Linked DNA regions of Homo sapiens: region 2 is linked to region 1. A link is an interaction called in ENCODE POLR2A ChIA-PET data of the cell type or tissue named here. Cell type or tissue: B cell. All regions are shown on one strand.

Evidence for each region. Peaks named below come from ENCODE experiments on the same cell type or tissue, not always from the same donor. Only the 100,000 strongest peaks of a DNase experiment are listed, where the experiment ranks them.
Region 2: POLR2A ChIA-PET joins it to region 1 with 11 read pairs; 4 of 35 experiments call an interaction of 5 or more read pairs at or near these places.

Annotation. Positions count from the first base shown.
Region 1 is chr9:27,374,250-27,382,249 of GRCh38, forward strand. The region is part of intron 2 of MOB3B (MOB kinase activator 3B); the gene reads right to left. Among named protein-coding and RNA genes, the nearest start is that of EQTN, 81 kb to the left of the region's middle. In B cell, no CTCF peak of the experiment used is centred here; DNase peaks (open chromatin) are centred at 3,742, 5,272 and 6,767; H3K4me3 peaks cover 1,169 bases; H3K27ac peaks cover 2,386 bases.
Region 2 is chr9:27,519,255-27,527,254 of GRCh38, forward strand. All of the region lies in intron 1 of MOB3B (MOB kinase activator 3B), which reads right to left. It overlaps IFNK (interferon kappa), which reads left to right and starts at 5,036. Exons shown (of 2, transcript NM_020124.3): 1 at 5,036-5,707; 2 at 6,753-7,244. The coding sequence starts at 5,083. The coding sequence ends at 5,706. In B cell, no CTCF peak of the experiment used is centred here; no DNase peak of the experiment used is centred here; H3K27ac peaks cover 1,390 bases.

The DNA of each region.
Region 1 (8,000 bases):
GAGAGGCTGCATCACTTGCTTAAGTGATACAGGTGGTGAAGCTGGATTTAAACCTAGATCCCACTCACTTTGAAACAGCCACTTCCCAAATAATATACCCTCTACCCCTCAAAAACCAAGGCAATTCCTTTAAAATTATTAACTTAATCATCCAGAAAGTACCCTCAATGGTTAGTCATGGAGTTTAAAAAGTCCTCAACTGAAATAAATTACTGTTAGACTAGTAGCCAATTTTAAGGTCCTTATGAAACACAACTTTTGAGGAGAACTGGTCTTTTGGAATTTGGTCTTGGTGAGGCAGGAGTGGGAAGAGGAGGGAGAGGACAGAGGTGACTAAAGCAATGGTCTCTCTAGAACTTGACATTCACAAGCAGAGATGAGAAACTGGTGCCTGCAGGCCAAAGTCAGCCCACAGGACTGTCTTCTTTGGACTACATATTTTTAAAATGCTACCAATATTTAGAAACTGGAAACTATAACACAAAGACGAATTCTTGCTTCTCTTGGAATAACTCAGAAGACCTGGCACAACTGGACTGAGATTCCCACATGGCAGCAGCTCAGTAATGTCTGCTCCCCATACATGGAAGATGCTGTACTCATCTGAGGAGCCCCATTCATTCCATTTATTTATATTGCCAGCTGGACCCTTGAGAGGAAAAGTTACCTGTGATTGCAAATTTGATTACAGCAGATGGTGGGCACTTCTGGCTAGGTGGCCTTCCTTGGGACAGGTGTTGGCCATTTTAGGGAGCAGGGGCTCTGTCCACCATGGGGCCACCCCAGAGTGGGGTCCACTGGCCTGCCACCTGCTCCTTTACATTGGGCCATCCATCCCAGCTGTTATTCAAGCTCTGGCCAAACCACTTTTGTTTTGTAAGGCCAGGTGAGGCTTGGTTGCATAGAAGATGTCTTTTGGCCATACTGGAAAATCATTACCCTAGTAACACTGTCTTTGAGTACCTCATACTTGCAGCTTCTTTGTTCTCCCAGCCCCAGCAAGCACTGGAGTGGGGTAGTCACTCTTTTTGGTTCTCCGTTTAACATAAATGTGCAGAAGGCACCATTTACTTGTTTTCTGAACGGAATCCCAGGGAGCATGAACAGACAGACTTCTGGGGATGATGAAGGCACATGGGCTTCATGTTTTGCAATACAAGAGTTTTCTCCATATGTTCTTTCTTTATTAACATTCATAGGTGGTCCTTGAGTTACATATGCTTAACTTTCTTACCTCCTGCATATTTGCACACTACATGGACATTGCTAAATTCCCTTTACTAGGGTGCATTTGATCTATGATACATTAATTATAGTGGATGCTTTGGTGATGTCACACAGAAGCACTGTGGAGGAGTGTGTACTCGCTAGAGGAGAGGACAAAAGCCCCACACTCACCCCATGCATCCTGAGGAGCCTCTAGCAACCCCTGCTGCCTAACCCCATTAGAAGAACCACCTTGCAGAGCAAAAGCCCTTTTGCCCAGCACAATCTCCCTAGGTTCCTATGATGATTCTCACATTTCCAGGTCCCAAAGGCATTAGCACCCATTGGGACCTTAATTAACAATTGTAAGATGCTTTCTAATTCTCTGAAAAAACTTCTAATCTACAAATGCATGCTTTGTATTTCAGGCAGACATTGTAGAATGTATTTACAAGAATAGGTGACTGCCTACACAAATTCTTTTGGTCTAATCATAAAAGTAATATTGTTTAAAAATTAGAAAATGTTATCATTATCACCCATAATCCCATCAAGAAATAATCACTGGTAATATTTTGTTGTGTTATCTTCCAGTCTTTTTTCTGTGTGTGTATGTATATAGTTTTGTTAAAAGTACAATTAGAGTCATACTAAATATTCAGTTTGTATCCTCCTTTTTGTACTTGACATAAGTATTAGATATTCTTTGAACAATGAATCACCATATAACCATCACACAGACTCAGCAATTATCAAGACAAAGTAATACTTAGATGCCTCTTCTTGTACATATCTTTGACAGTTGGTCCTGACAATTTTCCTTGGCTAAATTCTTAGGAGTGGACTAAATCCCATTTACATTACATTTTACATTAAGAGTTCATGAACACTTTGCATTATACTCCACAATAGATGTTTGTTTCATAGAAAATATTGAAATGAAATGAATGAGCACTATTTGTCTTGCAGTGTTGGTACCCGTTGCACACACTGAGTTTCCCAGAAGTATGCATGCTGCCGTTAGAAAAAAATGGACACAGGACTCAAGAACCAAAGCTATAAAAAGGAATTAGTAGTCTTCCTTTGAGTATAGCAGTGGTTCTCAACCCTGGCTGTGCATTAGAATTATCCAGGGAACATAAAAAAATAGAATGGCAGTGTCTCACACTAGAACAATTGAATCTGAAGTTCCTCAGATGATTCTAATGTACAGCCCTGGTTGAGAAATACTGGCCTACAGAAGTGATTCTTTAAGTGTGGTCTCCGGACCAGCAGCACCAGCAATATCTGGGAGCTTGCTAGAAATGCAAATTCCCAGGCCTCAACCTAGCAGCACTGAATCTAACACTTGGGGACAAGGGTCCAGCAATCTGTGCTTTAAGATGTCCTCCAGAAATCTTGATCCATGACAAATTTTAAGAACCACAGGCCTAGAATATTCCTGGCTCAAGGATCTAGCTTGCTTAACCAAGTGGGAAGTCTGGCTGAAGATTTACAGAATCTGGTGTCTGACTTGAACTCAAGTCTCTCGTCTCCCATTTATTAGCTACACGATCTTGGGCAAATGACTTAGCCTCTCTGAGGCTGTTTCACTGTGAAGGACATAAGGATCTTAATAGCATCTACCTTGTTGGGCTGTTGTGAGGATTAAAGGGAAAATAATGAATGGTATTTTCCAAAAGGTAGAACTTGATAAAATTTGCTATTTTCATTAGCCATCAGAGAACTATTACTGTGGTCAGGAGATCAGGAAGGAAGCCTCCGAGGTGGAGGGAGACAACTGATCTGTCAGTCTGAACACCCAAAACAGATGTTTGTTTCCTAACTCTTTTCCAGGCCTAGGCTTGGATTTAGATTACACCTGCTGTGACACAAATACATGAATCTCCCAGGATGAGACGATGAGTCATTCTCTCAGGAGCTGTCTTCACACTACGGAAGTGCTGAAAATACACGGCTAGAGAGCCGGGCTTGGTCATCTGGACCTCAAAACTGCCAGGGGTGGGAGGAAGGGGAGAAGGGAGGGGACCACCCTTCTAACACCTAGACCAGTGTTCTCAAACGGGAGCCCTGAGAAGCACCTGGAGTGCTCACTGAACACAGACTGCTGAGCTGCACCCCCAGAGTTTCAGTGAGTCTGGGGAGGGGTCTGAGAACTTGTGCTTCAAACAAGTTCCCAGGTGAGGTTTATACAAATCTGACCACACTTTTTATGCTAAATTGAAAACACTGGCAAAGTTCATGAAACTGCAAGGCAACTGAACTGTGACCTATAAAAAGTTTTAAAAACTAGCGAAATGTTCTCTAAGACTTTCACATTTCCTCTGTAAAATTCAAATTCCGTTTGACATTCTATTTAGGTTTGCCCCAGAGTAACACTGGCCAACTTTACAGAAGTGTGGATAGTGACGTTCATTTGAACCCTAGGTCCCCCACAGGGGGTTGAAGGGCAGGGTGATGGGCAAGCCCAGCCTGTCTTGCTCTGCTCTCACAGGTAGTGGGGTAAGAAATCATTCACTGTCACCTCTCCTTCCCCCAAGAAGCCAACACACATCAATCACTTAGACTAAGAGTTTGTATACACCACATCATTTAATTCTTCCTGCAATCTATGAGGTATGGGCTACTTATGTCTCAATTTTTACAGATGAAGGAACTGAAACTAAGAGAGGTTAAACTTTCTGAAGACACATAGCTAGTAATAAGGATCTTCAGGTCAGAAATCAGATCTCAAAACCTTTGCATTTCTCTTTCTGACCTACACAATGAGTAGAAGAGTCTTTGCTTCTAGACTGAAAAGACTGTGTGTGACTGAGAATGAATCTCAGCTGGGGAGGGAATGAGGTCATAAGGATGGATGCTGCATCTGGACATGGGTAAAAAGGGACACATATTGCTGCTCACCTACTCTCCAGCAGGCTCTGATGTCAGCTCTGGACAAAGTGAACAGGAGGCAAAGCTGGCCCTGATCCCATCTAGTTCCCTCAATGATGTGGCCAGAATGATTACATTCACCACTACTCCTGGCGCAAGGGCAAAAGCCAGGGTTTAGTCCCAGAACTATTGGAACCAGGGGGCAGCTTGGCCAAAGGACCGTGAAGGTGAGGGCCGGGGATCTGGTGTGCCAGTCTGTGTTCTTCTTCCCCCTGTATCTCACTCTATGGCTTTCTGGTCCATTCTCCCAGCCCTTGCCAGCCCTGATGACTCCCTGACCCAGAACCACACCTGGGGAATCCTGTGCATCTTTGAGTATTGCATGTGCATGGGCAGAGCTGGGCATGTGACCAAAGTGATAAAGGAAATGAAGGTCTTATCACACAGGGAGGCTAGGAGAAGACTGGAAGGATAGGGCTCAAATATTTGAAAGAAGGTCATTTGGAAGAGGAAAGGGAAAAGAAAATTGCAAACCACTTATCCAGGGCCACAAAGCTAACAAGTGCTAGAGTGGAATTCTAGCCCACGTCTTCTGAGCTCAAAGCTCAAAGCTTGCTCTCTTTCCACTGCTCTGTTCTGCCTCCTCAGGGTCAGAAGGAACCCCTTCCTTTAGGTCAGCATGAAGACAAATTTACATTGCCTAAGGTGTCCAAAATGGGATGCATTGTCTCAGGTGATAGTGAGCTCCCCAGGCTGGAGGTGTTCAAGAAGAAGCCCGGAGACCACTTGCAAGGGTTGTTGGAGCGGGGATTCAGGCAAGGGAAGATGGTTTTCATCTCTGGTTGCATGTTACCATCTCCTGCATTGCTTCTCAGCAGAGTGGATTCCCAGACCCCCTTGTGATTTACTGGCTCTTGGGTGCATCTCAGGAATAGGTGACTTTTAAAGCACCCTTGGGGATTCTAACGCACCTTTAGGAATTACTGGGGTTTCCTTCAACTCTGAAATTCTATGACTTGAGTTTTTGGCATAAGAGACAGCTAGCTGTGGGGTGACAGTGCTGGTGACAACAATATTCGATAATTACTGAGGGTTTACTCTGAACCAGGACCAGTCATTACCTCACTGAGTCCTCACCACAACCACAGGAGGCAGGTACTACCATCATCCCCTGTTCACAGATGAGGAAACGACAGAGGAAGATGAAGTTTCCTGCCCAAGGTCACACCCCAAAGTGTTGGAGGAGCCGGGCTGTGAGGGCTGCAGATCTTTTCTCCTTACCATAGGAGCAGAAGGCACCAAGTGAGACCTGGTCCAAAGCCATTCAGTCCAAGGCAGGTTCTGAACAAAAGCCCCCAGTGGTTAATCTCCCAAATAAAAACTACACAGTCCAGGAAGCACCAGGAGAGTGAAACAGACCCTCAGATCTTGAAAAGATTATAAGCACTGAAAGAGTTGCAAAGCTCTCAAGGCATAAAGTCTAACTATTTCTTTGGTCTAAATATATCATATTTGGTTTTTCAAAATGTAAACTTTTCAATATAGTACAAAGTGTACCTAGGTAAATCTTACTGCTATTCGCTCACCTAAAAATAAAACAAAACTTGTTCGTTAAAAGTGCTTCCATTCAGTTATAGAATATTCAAACAAAGTGTCATTAAGTATATTGACACAACGGTTAAAACATTAACCCCAGTGAAACTCCTGATGTGCCAGTTCAGCAGAACCCACCCACGCCTTTCTGGGAAAAGCTGGATCAACCCCTGTATCTTGCAAGTTGTGTCTAAATCCTCACCCACCACGAGGTCTATGGGCCCCCACTAGCAGTGCAACTTTAGTGCATACCCATTCTCCACCAAATATGTTTTATTTTCCCTCTTGGGACCAATCACAAAGTTCTGGGGAGGGGCCAAGTGCAGAAAAAGAGATAGGATTTTTTTTTTTTTTTTTTTTTTAGACAGAATCTCACTCTGTCGCCAGGCTGGAGTGCAGTGGCATGATCTTGGCTCACTGCAACCTCCGCCTCAGCCTCCCGAGTAGCTGGGACTACAGACGCCCGCCATGACACCCAGCTAATTTTTGTATTTTTAGTAGAGACAGGTTTTCACCATGTTGGCCAGGATGGTCTCGATCTCTTGACCTCGTGATCCACCCGCCTCGGCCTCCCAAAGTGCTGGGATCACAGGTGTGAGCCACCACGCCCCGCCAAGAGATAGGAATTCCATACTATAAGGGCTGAAGCCACTGGGCATTTTCCAGGTTGAATAAATGCCTTATTCAACTAACTCTCATTAACGATGACTCTGGGCCAAATGGTGGGAGGAGTGGAGGTGGTCCAGCTTCTGGCCCCTCCCCACCCCCACCCTTGTAAATCACCCTTGTTCTTGCTGTAGTCCAGGGCTCTTAAGCTATTCAAGCTATTTCAGGATCCATCCCCCACCTGCCCACCACCCCCTCATAGTTCCTAACCCCTCATAAGAGATTAGTTAAAACTTATAAAAGGGAATTGAGACAGCCTAAATGGCATCAACCATTCAAAGAAGATGTCTGGGGCTTTCCACACTGCCTAAGGAAGTTCAATTTAACCTGGGGGTGGGATGAGGCAGAGCCAACTCCACCTTTTCAGATCTAGAAATCATCTGGGGAACATCAGTTCACTACCTCTCACTGGGCTCATGATCTGGGTGAGCTTTGGAGGAACTTGTTTAACCTCTCTAGGTTTCAGGCTCCTGAGCTGACAAGACATGCAGCTGAGATCAGTATGCCTCAAACTCTACTGCAGGCATGGAGGTGCTGCTGAATGGTGGAAGGAGCAAGGAATCCTGTTTTCCTCTTATCTATCCATAGTGGGTGTTTAAGTTCTCGGTAGAATTACACTTGACAAAATTAAAGTTTGAAAAATCCTGGCCTAGGTAATTTCTAAGGTGCCTTCTGGACCTAACATTCTATGGCTCTGACACTCTATTTCCCACAAAAATAAATGGCTGTTGCCTCTCGGTGTTGCCTCCCCAGTCCCTGCTGATCTGAGGACTGCTAAAGACTTAACACATCTTCCCTGAGGCTGGAGTCCTGGGGCTACAAGTCTGTCTCTGCCAAAAGACTGAGAAGCTGCCTACATTTTCTGTGCTTCTTGGGACCCTGAGAACCCTGAGTGGCCCTGGAATTCTGCTAAGTGCCTATGGAAACCAAGCCAGATGTGGATAGCAGAGAACTGGGTGTAACGGCAACACCAGTCATCGCACTCTAGGCTGGGCCCTTTGTGGCACTGCCTGATTTTGTGATGGAATTAAAGATGTTTTCCTTACAGGTAGCCCTAGAACTTTTTTTTCGTTTAAGAGACAGGGTCTCACTCTGTTGTCCAGGCTGGTGTGCAGAGGCGCCATCGTAGCTCATTGTATCCTCAACCTCCTGGGCTTAAGCAATCCTCCTGCCTCAGCCTCTTGAGTAGCTAGAACTATAAGAACGCACCACCACATCCAGCTAAATTTTTATTTTATGTAGAGATGACGTCTCGCTATGTTGCCTAGGCTGGTATCAAACTACGGGGTTCAAGCAATCCTCCAGCCTTGGCATCTCAAAGCGTTAGGATTACAAGTGTGAGCTAAGTCTGGAAAAAGTAACATTAAATTGATGAGGGGTGGACATTAACCTGATACGAGTGGGCATTCTCTAGCTTCGGGCCTTGGAGTCAGAAAGCCTTGGGTTCATAATTCTGACATCCCCTCAGTCTGCTCTGTGTCTTTGAGCACATTATTTCGTCTAAGTGTCAGCTTTTCCATAGTTCAAATGAGCGATGAAATGACATTTGTATGTGTTGACAGCTTGGCATAGTGTCGGGCACTGTAAATGTTATTGTTATTATTGCCACCACTTTGTACTAGGTCAATTCCTCGACAGCTTTAATATGTGATGAGTACTGA
Region 2 (8,000 bases), 150 kb after region 1:
TGGGCCAGGTGCTGTGATAGCCTGGCTCTCTCACAGGCGAGGTCTGGTGAGCCATTTATCCTGGACCTCATATCCATAAAGGGCTGATAATATAGATTTTTAATATCATCTCCAAATGATATCCTATATACAGTCACACAGATAAACTTCTAGGATTCAACCTCAAAGCATATCACAATTTTTATAATCCTGTATTGCCAATTTTAAAAATATACACCCAAGTCCTCCTACTGCCACCCATGGATATGATCCAGGTCTCTCCTATTCCCTATGAGCATTTAAGAGAAAGCAAACAAGCCAGTTGTTATACCTTCCCTCACAGAACTTATTGCTTAGTAGAGAGAAAGGTATCAAACAGGACACATACCAAACTGATAACTGTAGTTGCCGCAGGGGAGGAGAGGAGCATGACATGAGGCTGAGCTGTTAAGCAAAGCTTTCGCTTGCCCTGAAGTGTTTGAATTTTTACCATATGCACATATCCACAGTATTCCCTGAATAGTCATTATCAGTTTCTCTATCAGGGTCATCATTAAGAGAAGAGCCAAGAAAGGGACCAGAAGACAAGCTGGCCCCAAATGAGGCTGACCCCAATGCTGAGGCAGTGAGAATGAGTGAAACATCTAGTTGCCAGAGGTGACTGCGTTTGTCTGAGGATAAAATAGCTGCACACAACCTTGTGATGACCATCCTCTGCATGCCCCATGGGAAGTACCGCTAGGCCTGGACACAAGGCTTCCTTTTCCTGGGCTCTCTACTGGGCTCAATCGCCTAATGACCCTACAAATGGAACAATGTACTTTCAAGAATTGAGTAATATGGATGATCAATGTGTTACTCTCGTCCTGATTCGAAACTTGTCTTTTCATGGAGAGCAATAAATCTTATCAGTAGATGCCAAATGCCCCTCAGCTGAATCACAGCTATATCGTCTAGACTGAAATGTCTCATCTCCATTTTGCCAAATTCTGCCTTGTCCATTACAGTTAATCTCATAATCCACATAGACACCACACAATTCCATAAACAACAGAGCAGCCCCTGCTAACCAGCCCTCCCTCTGAGGAAAGCCTGAACATGTATAAACGATCTCAAGCCATGCCAGGGAAATAAGAACAGATATCATGGAAACCATGTTAGCATGTCAGTGCATAGCCTACTGATGACAAACTCAGCAGTTATGCCAGACGAATTTAGGAGTCAAAATGTTTCCTTACACTGTCATTGTTTTCAATTTTCTGATTATATTTTTGAGATACATTCAATACCTCTGGCTTTACAGAACAGAGGTATGACCAGTGACTGATCATTCAATAATGCTTCTAATCAGAGTGATTATATGTGAGTGTACAAGTGTGTGTATGTTTGTGTGTGTCAGTATTATTTTGTTTTAGTATGACAGGTGACCTCTTTGCCATGTACACTTGTTACGGGTATGTGCACATGTAAAGCCAGCATAGAGAAATGCAATCAAATGTAACTCTGCAGGAGGAGGAAGAGTAGCAGAGGAATGGCTCTCTGCAGGGGATGTCACGTCTGAGCTCTGCTGTGAGAGGTCAGTGGGAGCTTGCATGGTGGATAGGGTTGTCAGATAAAATAAAGACACCCAGTTAAATCTGAATTTCAGAAAAACAATGAATGACTTTTTAGTAGGTATGTCCCAAATATTGCATGAGTGTTCTATATTTTTATCTGCTAAGACAGGCAATCCTAATGGTGGGAGAAGGACAGATGTGTATGCCAACCATCTTTCCTTCTTTGTCATGAATATTGTCAATATCAGCATCTATTAACGTTTACAGAACATGGGGAATGGAGTCCTTGCTCTTGGGGAACCCTAAGAATTACTCCTCCTGCCTAAAACACTCAGAACATGCCTGCTTCTTCAACCACAGCCTCCTCGAGATCATGCACTACAACTTATTCCTCCTTCTTCAGGACCTAGGCCAGTGACGGAAATGTCATAAACACAAAAGTACATTTTTAGATAAATGAGAATATAATATGGAATTATAGTAAAGGGAGGAAATTTGGGGTGAGAGGGCTAAAGATGACAAAACTGTGCATGGCTGAAAATACAGGCAACTTCAAGACGAATGACAATAGCCAAATGTGCAGCCATCTCCAACACCTATGAGCAGAACTGAACAATCTTTTAGCTTGGTTAGTATCATTGAACTGTCTCAAACTAGTGAAAAGTATACTAAGCACCACGGGCAATTTCAGGGAAGAGGGGAATGCACTAAATTGGGAGACCAACACTTATACAATTATCTGTTTTTTAAAACCCATGGTTAAGGAGGCCAAGGCATCGTAAAAGCAAAATGGGGAACAAGCAGTTCTAATTGGAACAGTTCAAGAAGTTTTAGGTAGAGAAGTTATATGAGGTATGTAAAAAGCCATGGCCCTCAGAGAGGCTTTGCACTTTATAGAATGTGTGTGTGTGTGTGTGTGTAATTATAAGTATATATACATGTATAAACATGGCTGCAAGAATAGTATATTCCCACATACTGTGTGTTATTCATATCAACTGATTGGAACTGAGCCTTAGGGAGAATCCACATTTTCTTTCAAAATACTCTAGAGTAGAAATGTTTAAACAAATAAAATAGTATTGATCCCATTTCAGATGTATAATAATTTTTCCTTTTTTAATGTATCTTCTTTTAAAAACAGCCTTCTCTTATTAAATAAGAAATACTTGGCCAGGTACAGTGGCTCACGCCTGTAATCCCAGCACTTTGGGAGGCCGAGGCGGTCGGATCATGAGGTCAGGAGATCGAGACCGTCGTCGCCAACATGGTGAAACCCTGTCTCTACTAAAATACAAAAAAATTAACGAGACATGGTGACGCGTGCCTGTAATCCCAGCTACTTGTGAGGCTGAGGCAGGAGAATCGCTTGAACCCGGGAGGCGGAGGTTGCAGTGAGCCGAGATCGCGCCACTGCACTCCAGCCTGGAGACAGAGCAAGACCCCGTCTCACAAAAAAAAAAAAAAAAAAAAAAAAGAAAAGAAAGAAAGAAAGAAAAAGAAATACTTGCTCACCACAGAAAACTTAAAAAATCCAGGTAAATAAAAATATAAAAATAAAAACCACCCATTATTCTTCCAGTTAGAGATAGTGACTCAAAATTTTTGCATATATATCAAGACATTTTTTCATATATATATATATATATATATATATGCATATGTCTATATTTAACAAAAGTGGTATCAGCCTCTATATGCAAATATAAGCTTGTTTTTTAAACTACAAAGTGTATCTATCCAAGTGACCAAATATATTCCCACACATAATTTTTAGTGCTTACATATATGTTTTCTACTGATGGCTTACTTAACTAAGTATTTATTGCTGAACATTAAAATTGTTTTCCATTTTTTGCTGTGACAAACTTCCTTACAGCTAAGTCTTTAAGGGCATCATCATTATTTCTGGGGAATCAGTTCCTAGAGGATCAATCGCTGAGTCAAATATTATGTACATTTTTAAGGCTTTTGATCCATATCACCACTTTCCTCTCTAGGAAGGTTGTGTCAATTTATAACGCTATATAAAAGGGCTTGTTTTCTTAATGTTTTCCAAATTTGGTCAGCCCAAGAAATCTGCCCATGAAATAAGAATTTATGTAGATGGAACAAATAGAATAATATATATATATATATTTTTTTCCGTAAGAAACCTTTCCTAAAAGCCAGGATTTTAAGAAATCCCACTTACCCACAATTAGCCTTTGGTGCAGTCAACTGATTTAGACAAGAACTTTTTAAGCCAACTTTTCAATCAAAGTCTGCCATGTTTGTGGAACTGTGGCTATTTACCATTTTACAATGACTTAATTGCAAATTAATGTATATCTTTTTTTTCTTGAGAAGATATAATAAGCTACCTTTTTAAAATGACAATCCATTTTATTTTCCTGGAGAAAAGAATCCATTTGCTTTAACCATAATCAGAGGAAGGTTATTTGGTCAAACAAAGTAAAAACCATAAACAATAGATAGCCATCATTACCACAGTAACATTGGTCCAGCTAGGAATTCACTTAGCTAAATGGGTGACTTCCTACTCACATACCTCCTCAGTGCACAACAAACACAGGAGCAAACAAAAGCCTTTACAGAATCCAGAACCACCAGGCAAGAAGATATAATAATCAAGCAATCAAGCAAAAGTTTAAAAATACTGCCTAAACTGCACCAAAAAAAAAAAAGAAAAGAAAAGAAAAGAAAATGATACTACAAGAGAGAAGTTAATGAGGCAGAAAGATATTCTCAAATATAAAACCCCCTCCAGGACTTTTAAGAAAGGTATCAGAGGCATATGGAAGGCTAAGTCCAGGATGGATTTAACTGAAGAAAAGGATATTTAGAGATTATCAACATTTTCTAATGCAACAGAAAACCAAGCCAACTTAGTCTCCTACTTAGTAAGTGCCAGCTCTATTCTTCATCTTTTTGGAGATCCAGAAAAATCAAAAAGAGAAAATATCCAAATATAGAAGCTTAATTTAACAAAATTGGAAAAACCTAAACTATACTGTGCTCTGGTGACCTAGCAATCAAATAATCACAGTCATTTGGTCAATGTCTATGATTAACTCAATGAGACAGGATGTTTGGCTATAGCACCAGGTACAAAAAATATATTTTCATGAAGGATCACTCCCTCTTATGTAATAGATTTGGGTGAGTGAGTGAGTGAGTGAGTGCATGGACTCACAGCTTTTGGCTTTCTGAAATACCCTGCATCAGTCTTGTTATGATGATTCCTTAGTGCTGGGATGGATCATCCAGGCATTTAAGGTAACACGATGGTAATTCTTTGCTCATTTTTCAGGGAAAAAAAAAAGTTATCACTTCCAAAGTCGGCATAGTCACCCGAAGTAAAAAAAAAAAAAAAAAAAAAGCCTCAGAGGCAAAGGAAAGGGGCCGCAACCTTGGTTAACTGTGAAATGACGAATGAGAAAACTCCTCCTGCTGAAGATATTCAGGTATATAAAGGCACATGAAGGAAAACTCAAAACATCATTGTCATATACACATCTTCTGGATTTTTTAGCTTGCAAAAAAAATGAGCACCAAACCTGATATGATTCAAAAGTGTTTGTGGCTTGAGATCCTTATGGGTATATTCATTGCTGGCACCCTATCCCTGGACTGTAACTTACTGAACGTTCACCTGAGAAGAGTCACCTGGCAAAATCTGAGACATCTGAGTAGTATGAGCAATTCATTTCCTGTAGAATGTCTACGAGAAAACATAGCTTTTGAGTTGCCCCAAGAGTTTCTGCAATACACCCAACCTATGAAGAGGGACATCAAGAAGGCCTTCTATGAAATGTCCCTACAGGCCTTCAACATCTTCAGCCAACACACCTTCAAATATTGGAAAGAGAGACACCTCAAACAAATCCAAATAGGACTTGATCAGCAAGCAGAGTACCTGAACCAATGCTTGGAGGAAGACAAGAATGAAAATGAAGACATGAAAGAAATGAAAGAGAATGAGATGAAACCCTCAGAAGCCAGGGTCCCCCAGCTGAGCAGCCTGGAACTGAGGAGATATTTCCACAGGATAGACAATTTCCTGAAAGAAAAGAAATACAGTGACTGTGCCTGGGAGATTGTCCGAGTGGAAATCAGAAGATGTTTGTATTACTTTTACAAATTTACAGCTCTATTCAGGAGGAAATAAGGTATATTTTTGGAATTAAAATTCCTTTTCCCTCCGAAATCTCTTTCTCCTTCTCCTCCTCCAACTTCTTTTTAAGGATTGTTGTGCTGTCCTGTAAGCCTGTCCTCAGTTGGACTGGTAGCCTCGGAACATCAGGGACACTCACCTCTCTAAGGAGAGGTAATGCCAACCATCCTCAGGGTGACCAAGAGTCTCCTTAGAAAGTCTTTAAGACATTTTTAAAGGAATAAGATTCCCTCTCCGTCTTCTTCTATTCTCTCTTGCTCTTTTCTGTGGCCATTTTGAAAGAGCTTTGCTATATATACCACCTGTGGACTTCACCAAGACAATGGCTAGAGGATAGGGAGCAGAGAATGTTGCAAAATGGTAACATTTCAATGACTTAACTGTTTTGCTGCCAAGGTTGCTTATCCTATGAAAATTCAGCACATTAAAAGAGCTTATACATGCTCCCTAGAGTCAATACTCTTGCATTTTCCCCCTCCTGCTCGGGGGGAAAAAGGTTGACATTTCTGGCCCATTTCCTTCTCAGCTTGGTTTGTTTGAATTGATGCTTGTGGAATAGTATTTCATTACTTTAAGAGTGAAGATCCATAGTGAAATTGGATGGATGGTTGAATTAGACGACCATTAAGCTTTCATTTAACCTTTGAGAGTCTGTGATTCTAATGTAGCACACTCTTCATTCCTGATGTATATTGTTTGATTCCTACATCTAAAGGCATGGAAAATGCTGTGGAAAAGTATGGTACAGAATCTGTCTTTTACTGTTTTTCATGTGCCTGAAATAAAATGTCCAGAGTCATAATATGGAACAATTTTACATTAGATTTTCCTAGTTAGAAGACTACATTCTGTGAGTTAATTTAACTAGCTATTCCAATAATACATAATACTTTAATATCTTTTATCTTTTTAAAAGTTACTTTGCAGCCAGACTACCTAGATTATTTACTTTTCTAGCACGGCCCTTCATCTATATTAATTCACCACCTAGCTGACATGGATTTTCTCTTCCTCTCGCACCTCTATCTACCCCATTTCAGAATCATCTACCTTCAAGCAAGAATTAACAGAGATTGTGGCTACGCAAATGCACCAAAAAAGGGTGAAATATATCTGAAATGTACCTGGTTCTGCCCTTGGAAGCCATTTCCTGCTCATGCCACTAACAGCATGCTGCCAAACTGTTCAGATTCAAGATTATTCCAAGCGCAGGGCCCAAATGTTATAGCCAAAGAAAGTCTTATGATAAAAGTGAGGCAAATTTCAGCCAAGAAGTTAGAAGAGATGTTTAAAAGAACAAGAACAAATTGTGGATCATGGTATATGCAGGCTATCAGCAGAAGGATCAGACAATAAAATGAGTTAGTGCAAACCATTTAGTAAAAATAACTATCAGCAGAGTTGTTCCAGATTAAAAATAGTACTACAAGCTTGTAAAGGAGTTAGGACATGCAAGCTACTGAGCATAAAATATATACTTGCTATTTTTCATGACTTTCTCTAATAAAGTCTTTGCCTGTTCTCTCTAATAACTTTACTGGAATGAGGTCAATTACTTTAGTCATTTATGGTTGCAGTCCTGCCAAGTGTTTGCTATCCTGGAGGAAAGAGAATGGCTGAGAAAGCCGAGCTGAGCTTTCAGTTAATATACATTTTCTGAATGTGTGGCAGGGGTAGAAGTCAGAACAGTATGCTTTTTTAAAGATCACATCTAATCAAAAGAAAAAGGATAACATCTCCACTGGAAAAAAGGCAAGGGCACAAACTGACATCATCACAAAGGAAGAAATACTACAGACAATGTGAAAAATGTTTAATCTAACTTGATTTTTAAATGCAAAATAAGATGACAAGATACTCCCATCAGTATGACAGAAAAGAAAAAGAATGACAATATAAAATGTGAGTGGAGTGTAAGGTATAGGAGCCTTTGTGCATTACTGGGAGGAAAGTAAACTGGGACATGTTTTCTACAGGGAAATATGGCAATCTTCAATATCCTAAAGAACGCATCAGCCCCTGTGACCTAGGTATCACGTCTTCCGAAATTTATTCCAAGGAAATAGGTTTATGATATCTCCCCCTTTTACATTCATTTTCACCATTCGATATTTTCTATTTTTTCCTATAGTGATTTTTTTGGGAAGATTTTTAATTCTAAAAGAAACTGTACAAGCTTAACTTCCACTATAATTACCCTGTTTTCCTTAGCGGGGTAGGCCAAGACAAGAAATGCTCTTTTATTTTGTTAATGATGCCTTTGGGTACTTCTTGAGTAACTTTGGTCT